Regions from separate parts of the Homo sapiens genome. Here region 2 is linked to region 1. A link is a contact called in ENCODE Hi-C or POLR2A ChIA-PET data. All regions are on one chromosome and are shown on one strand. The core of a region is the stretch at or near the end of the contact, and the rest is flanking DNA. Distances in the headings are between cores, read along the strand shown.

What was found. Hi-C counts contacts between places; a loop is a spot of excess contacts on that map. ChIA-PET counts read pairs that join two places held with the same protein, here RNA polymerase II (POLR2A). Pooled maps may share reads with other maps.
Region 2: a pooled map shows a loop between it and region 1 (2.7-fold over the local background). The contact joins the enhancer-like site here to the promoter of CWC25 in region 1. A Hi-C loop is called at or near these places in 2 of 50 pooled maps. POLR2A ChIA-PET finds 5 or more read pairs at or near these places in 4 of 52 experiments (AG04450, B cell, T-cell and 1 more).

The regions. Positions count from the first base shown.
Region 1 is chr17:38,823,780-38,827,156 of GRCh38, forward strand. It overlaps CWC25 (CWC25 spliceosome associated protein), which reads right to left and starts at 1,542. Exons shown (of 10, transcript NM_017748.5): 1 at 1,387-1,542. The coding sequence starts at 1,404. MIR4727 (microRNA 4727) reads left to right here and starts at 2,059; the gene lies at 2,059-2,113. RefSeq lists an enhancer at 250-881.
Region 2 is chr17:39,116,984-39,120,360 of GRCh38, forward strand. The region is part of intron 2 of PLXDC1 (plexin domain containing 1); the gene reads right to left. Among named protein-coding and RNA genes, the nearest start is that of PLXDC1, 33 kb to the right of the region's middle. RefSeq lists an enhancer at 2,203-2,252. Within about 2 kb of position 1,833, at least 2 of the 41 ENCODE cell types and tissues checked have a DNase peak (open chromatin) inside an H3K27ac peak, as active enhancers do.

The DNA of each region.
Region 1 (3,377 bases), core at 292-2,791:
TTGCTCCCCAGGGAGAAAATCTTCTGGAGTCATTTTTGGCTGTCACAACTGGTGGAGACGGGTGTTAGTGGATAGCTCCAGTCTAGTGGCTAGAGGCCAGTGATGCTGCTAAACATTCTACAATGCACAGGACAGCCCAACTACCACCACTACCACACACCCCCAAAGAATTATCTAGGCCAAACTGTCAAGAGCGCTAATGTTGAGAAACCCTGGATTAGAGCTTTCCTGTCCTTAAATGCAGTTATGTGAAGAATACACTAAATTGGATGAAACTAGATGGAGTCCTGGCACTCACTGTGATTGAGAACACATGACAAACTAATAGGTTTACTGGGCAGGCGGCTAAGCTGATCTACTTGCTGGTTCAATTAGCTCCACTTTCCGGAGGCTAGCATTTTCCCAACCTTGCCCCATGCTCTTGTGGGTACATTTACCCTATTTGGGGCCTTAGCGCTTTACAAATGAACGTTTCAGTTTAAGAGACATTGCCACATAACTTATATTAAGTGGTATGAATTCAAAAGCAAGCTCTGCCACTACAGATCAGAATCCAGCACTGAAGGAGGTGTGGAAGTCAGAAAGATGGACAGGAAGATCCCTTCAGGCTTAAAAAGGACCCCAGGGCCGGGCGCTGTGGCTAACCCTTGTAATCCTAGCACTCTGGGAGGCCGAGGCGGGCGGATCACTTGAGGTCGGCAGATCGAGACCAGCCTGACCAACATGGAGAAACCCTGTCTCTACTAAAAATACAAAATTAGCCGGGTGTGGTGGCGCATGCCTGTAATCCCAGCTACTCGGGAGGCTGAGGCAGGAGAATCGCTTGAACCCAGGAGGGAAAGGTTGCGGTCAGCCGAGATCGCGCCATGGCACTCCAGCCTGGGCAACAAGAAACTCCGTCTCAAAAAAATAAAAAATAAAAAACGACCCCAGGGCATGGCTTAGGGTAGGGAGAATGGGGCACAAACCACCCCTACTTCAGTCCAGGACATGACTCTGAACTCTCACCCAAGGAAGAGAGGTGTGTGGCAAGACAAGATATACAAAACAAAGTGTGGTGACACGTCCTCCATATCTACCTCCTTTCCTAGCCATGGCTCCATCCGCCCCCTCCCCGGTCTTCCCAGAATTTACAGCCGGTAGAGCCGCAGTCAACAAACACGCAAACACCACCTGTCACTGTTCGCGACACACCTCGGACTTTCCCAAATCTCAGTCCCACCCCTCCATTGCCCTAAGGATCCATCCCCTCTTCAGGGCAACGGCCTCCTCCCGGCGAAAGCAAAGCTGCGTTGCCATGGTTATCCACTCCTTCCTCTACCCCCACCCCCTGCCAATTTCCGTCCCGGCCTCAGTCCTCCCCCGCCCAGGCCTCCCTCCACTCACCAGGTCTCCGCCCCCCATGACGGTGGAGACGATTCCTCACTACGCGGATCTGGAAGATTTCGGGAGGATCAAGAGAAAACGTAGAGAAATAGTTCGGGGGCTACCTCGCGGGATCTAGTCCCAGGAGCCGTCAACTGCCAGTTTCACCACCGCTCTAGAGGTCACTTCCGGGAGGGCGTCATCTCACCGCGTCGGCGTCGCGGAACGATGACGTACAGGGCTCGGTCGCGCTTTGTGACGTTGGCGTTACTTGCAGATTTTGCAAAGGTCCGGGCTCCGCTGTCGAGGCCTTTGCTGTCGAGGTCTCATTTTGGCTGCTTCGGGTCGCCACGTTGCCTGATGTCCCAGACTCTCTGTTGAAACGCCACAACTCTGTTCAGTGATGGGTTGCCGTGGGCCTGTGCCCACGGCTGTGTTGCCATGGCAGCTCACCAGGGCATTCGGCTCAAAGCTCCACGTAGTCTCTGCTAGACCTAAGGTGGACCAGACTAGGCCTCCTCCCCTCACCCTGCACACACCCCCACGCTCCAGTTTTCCAAAACGGCTTTGCAAACTGGCGCTTTCCTCAGACCTTGACTCACAGCAAATCCCCTTATGCCAGGCCTATTTTACGAAGCTAAATAGAAACCATCAAATCGAAATTCCATCAGCTTCCGTTTGCCAAACTTTTAAAATCTGCCAGCTTCCACAGTGGCAGATTTTCCCATAGTGGGAAGCTGGCAGATTCCTTTCCCTTCAGTTACTATGTGTTTTTGGCATGTTTTTCTTTTTTCTTTTTCTTTTTCTTCTTCTCCCTTTGTTTTTGTTTTTTGAGAAGGAGTTTTGCTCTCCCAGGCTGCGGTCGAAGCTGACTGCAACCTCCGCCTCCCGGACAGCAATTCTCCTGCCTCAGCCTCCCAAGTCGCTGGGATTACAGGCGCCCGCCACCCGCCCGGCTAATTTTTGTATTTTTTGTAGAGACAGGGTTTCACCATGTTGCTCAGGCTTGTCTCGAATTTCGACCTCAAGTGATCTCCCCGCCTCAGCCTCCCAAAGTGTTGGGATTACAGACATAAGCCACCGCGCCTGGCTATTTTTATTTTTGTAGCAACAGGGTTTTGCCATCTTACCCAGGCTTGTCTCAAACTCCTGGACTCAAGCAATCCTCCTACCTCGGCCTCCTAAAGTGCTGGGATTACAGGTGTGAGCCACTGCGCCCGACCTGTTTTGTAATTTTCAGAATAGAAGTTTTGCACATCTTTTGTTAAATTTATTCTAAATGTTGTATTTTTTGTGATGCTATTTTATTTATTTATTTATTTATTTATTTATTTATTTATTTATTTATTTATTTATTTATTTCGAGACGGAATCTCACTCTGTTGCCCAGGCTGGAGTACAGTGGCGCAATACCAGCTCACTGCAACCTCCGCCTCCTGGGTTCAAGCGATTCTCCTGCCTCAGCCTCCCGAGTAGCTGGGATTACAGGCATACGCCACCACGACCTACTGATTTTTGTGTTTGTAGTAAAGATGGGATTTCACCGTGTTGGCCAGGCTGGTCTGGAACCCCTGACCTCAGGTGATCCGCCTACCTTGGCCTCCCAAAATGCAAGGATTACAGGCACCCGGCCTGTGATGCTATTTTAAATAAAATTTAAAAATTTTAATTTTCCAATTGTTTGCTACTAATAGATAAGAACGTGCTTTTGTATAGTAACCTTCTATTTTACAGGCTTGCTAAATTCACTTATTAGTTCTTATGGCTTTTTAAAAATACTTATTGCCCGGGCGCGGTGGCTCACTCCTGTAATCCCAGCACTTTGGGAGGCCGAGGCAGGTGGGTGGATCACCTGATGTTGGGAGTTTGAGACCAGCCTGGCCAACATGGAAAAACCCCATCCTACTAAAAATACAAAAATTAGCCGGGCGTGGTGGCGGGTGCCTGTAATCCCAGCTACTTGGGAGGCTGACACAAGAGAATCACTTGACCCTAGGAGGTGGAGGTTGCTG
Region 2 (3,377 bases), core at 583-3,082, 290 kb after region 1:
AACTGGGGATCATGGCTCCGCTAGGAATGGGGAATGGAAGCTGGGTGAGCAAAGGCCTGACATCAGGGTTGACGGGGAATGTGGCTCAATGACCAAGACCAAGCTCTTTCAGTCTTTCTTCTCTGCCACTTTCAGTGTGGGCTTCATTGTAAGGCTAGGCATCTTGTAGTGACGGGATGGCAGACAGTGGCAACTAGCCCTGGCTCATGGAAGCAAGACAGGCACAGCACACCTCTCCCCGACCACTGAATGAACACGTGTGCTTCAAGATGGCAGGGTCAACCTGGGTCCCCTGCCACCTCTGGACTAGGAAGCCCTAGATGCTAAACAGCTTCCACCTAAACCAAACACCAGCTGGGGGGTAGGATTATCATGGAACCCAAGATCCCATTCCTATTGTACAAGGCTGTAAGGTAAAATATATGTTGAAAAGTCAACCGCAATGTCCACTTGCCATCTGAATCCAACCAATGAACCAGTACTCTCAAAAGACAAGAAGCACTTTGGGAGGCTGAGGCAGAAACATCGCTTGAATCCAGGAGTTCAAGACCAGCTTGGGCAACATAGTGAGACCCTCCCCCCAAGTCTACAAAAAAAAAAATGCAAAAATTAGCTGGGCATGGTGGCATGCACCTGTAGTCCCAGCTACTTGTGAGGCTGGGGCAGGAGGATTGCCTGATCCCAAGGGATCAAAGCTGCAGTAAGCCATGATCATGCCACTGCATTCCAGCCTGGGCAACAGAGCAAGACATTGTCACAAAACAAAACCAAGAGACATGCCTTTTACTTTCTGGAAGCAGAGCTGAGTAAAGGGTTTGATTGGCCAGCATCCTCCAATCTGTCCACATGCCCAGGGAGGTGCAACAGTTCTGCCAACCACTCAGGCCTTGTGGAATGAAAAAGAAGAGACTTCAGCTGGGGCAGGGCTGCTCCATTGCCTGTATTGATTGTCTCCATCCAGTTCTTTATGAGGCCAGAGTTTACCCAGGTTCCTCAGGGCTGAGCATCAGTGATGCAATGAAAGCTATTGCCACCTACCCGCGGCGTTCTAGAGCCAGTCCTTTTAGTCTAGAATTCCTTCCCTCCCTCCCTCCCTCCCTCCCTTCCTTCCTTCCTTCCTTCCTTCCTCTCTCTCTCTCAATCTCTTCCTTCCTTCCTCTCAATCTCTTCCTTCCTTTCTCTTTCTTTCTTTCTCTCTCTGTCTGTCTGTCTCTCTCTCTTTTCTTTTCTTCTTTTTTGAGATGGAGTTTCGTTCTTGTCGCCCAGGCTGGAGTGCAATGGTGAGATCTGGGCTACTGCAACCTCTGCTTCCTGGGATCAAGCGATTCTCCTGCCTCACCCTCCAGAGTCTCTGGGATTACAGGTGCATACCACCACACCCAGCTAATTTTGTATTTTTAATAGAGACAGGGGTTTTACCATGTTGGCCAGGCTGTTCTTGAACTCCTGACCTCAGGTGATCCACCCACCTTGGTCTCCCAAAGTGCTGGGATTACAAGCATGAGCCACCATGTCCGCCTAGTCTACAATTTCTGATGCTCCTGAAACATCAATGTTGTATGGAGCCCTGCTAACTAAAATTTCAGGTGTGACATTATATTTTAAATAATATCCTTGTACCAGACATGTTTTAGGATGCTCCATCCCCATCCCAATGACGTTTGCCCCCAGACCCGTAGGCCCTGCTGAGTTGACTACACCCATCACAGTCTCCTACATGACCCTGTGCTTCCTCAGACTGATTGGACATAGGTAATCACATGATTCAAAAGCAGCTCATCTATTGGAAGCCTACAATCTACAGCTTGTGCAGCCTGAGCCAATCAGATCACCACCCGGGAGGGTGAAATTGGGAAACTGAGAAGCTGGCAGCAAGAGAGCTGAGTTGAAAGATCTTGGAGACTTAGGAACTGAAACCATTCAAGATGAACAGAGTCTGTGAGAAAAAAAGAAAAAAAGGAACCGAAACCATCCTGAGCTGTCTGCAGAAGACTTCTGATCCACAGAAAGGAAAGGCAGACCTTATATACATTTGGCTTCAATAAACATATGATGAATTAATGAAAAGGAGGCAAGAACTGGGGGAGGGGACCTGGTTCCCAACAGCTTTCCAGCTTCCTTGAGGTCTGGCTGTCCTTCATGTCCAGCCCTTGGGTCTCCCATGATCGTCTTCTGCACCCTCACGATAATCCTTCTCTGTGGGACAGCTCAAATAGCTCCTCAGAACCAAAAGGACCTTAAATAGAATAGCCTTGCTTATGAGGTGATCAGAGGAAAAACCTCCAGGGTGAGCCCAGGCAGTCCTTCACTGGTACAGACAGCAAGAGTGTGAATGAGCCCACCACAAAGCAAGGGTACGTGTTTGAGATTATGAATGTGCAAATTACCCTGATCTGATCACTATACATTATATGTATTGAAACATTACTATGTACCCCATGAATATGTACAATTATTTGTCAATTAAAAAATTAAATTAGATCGGGCGTGGAGGCTCAGGCCTGTAATGCTGGTACTTTGGGAGACCCAGGTGGGTGGATCACTTGAGCTCACGAGTTCGAGACCAGCCTGGGCAACATGTTGAAACCACCATCTCTACAAAAAATACCAAAACTGGCCAGGGGTGATGGCGTGCTCCCATAGTCCGAGCTATTCAGAGTCTGAGGCAGGAGAATCGTTTGAGCCTGGGAAGTTGAAGCTGCAGTGAGCCAAGATCGCACCACTGCACCCCAGCCTGGGCGACAGAGTGAGACCCTGTCTCAAAAAAAATTTTTTTTTAACTTCATTTTTAAAAAGAATATGAATGAGAAGAGAGAACTGAGAAACTAAATTTCTGGGAGAACTTTTCCCTGGCAACACATCAGCCACTGTAAACTAAAAATAAAATCCTAAGTCCCCCAACCAACTGAATGGACCCCCTCTTGGCCAATGAGACCCCAGAAAAGCTGAGTTCCCAGCCATAATGGGATGGGAGACCAGACACACCTCATTGTAACCCCTCCCTTTTGCAGTTTAGACACAACTACCAGCATTAATATTAAAATAGAGATCAGAAGACAGACAGAATGGACTCTGTGGCAATATGATATCAAATTATAAAGAGGACCTAAGGCCATGACAGGCACGGGTTAAATCACGCACCCCTGCAGGCCACTCTGACCCAGCGCTTTTTTGTTTTGTTTTTTGAGATGGAGTTTCGCTCATGTAACACAGGCTGGAGTGCAATGGCACCACCTCGGCTCACGGCAACCTCTGCCTCCCAGGTTCAAGCGACTCTCCTGCCTCAGCCTCCCAAGTAGCTGGGATTACAGGCACCCGCCACCACGCCCGGCTAAATTTTGTATTTTTAGTAGAGACCGACCTCAGGTGATCCACCC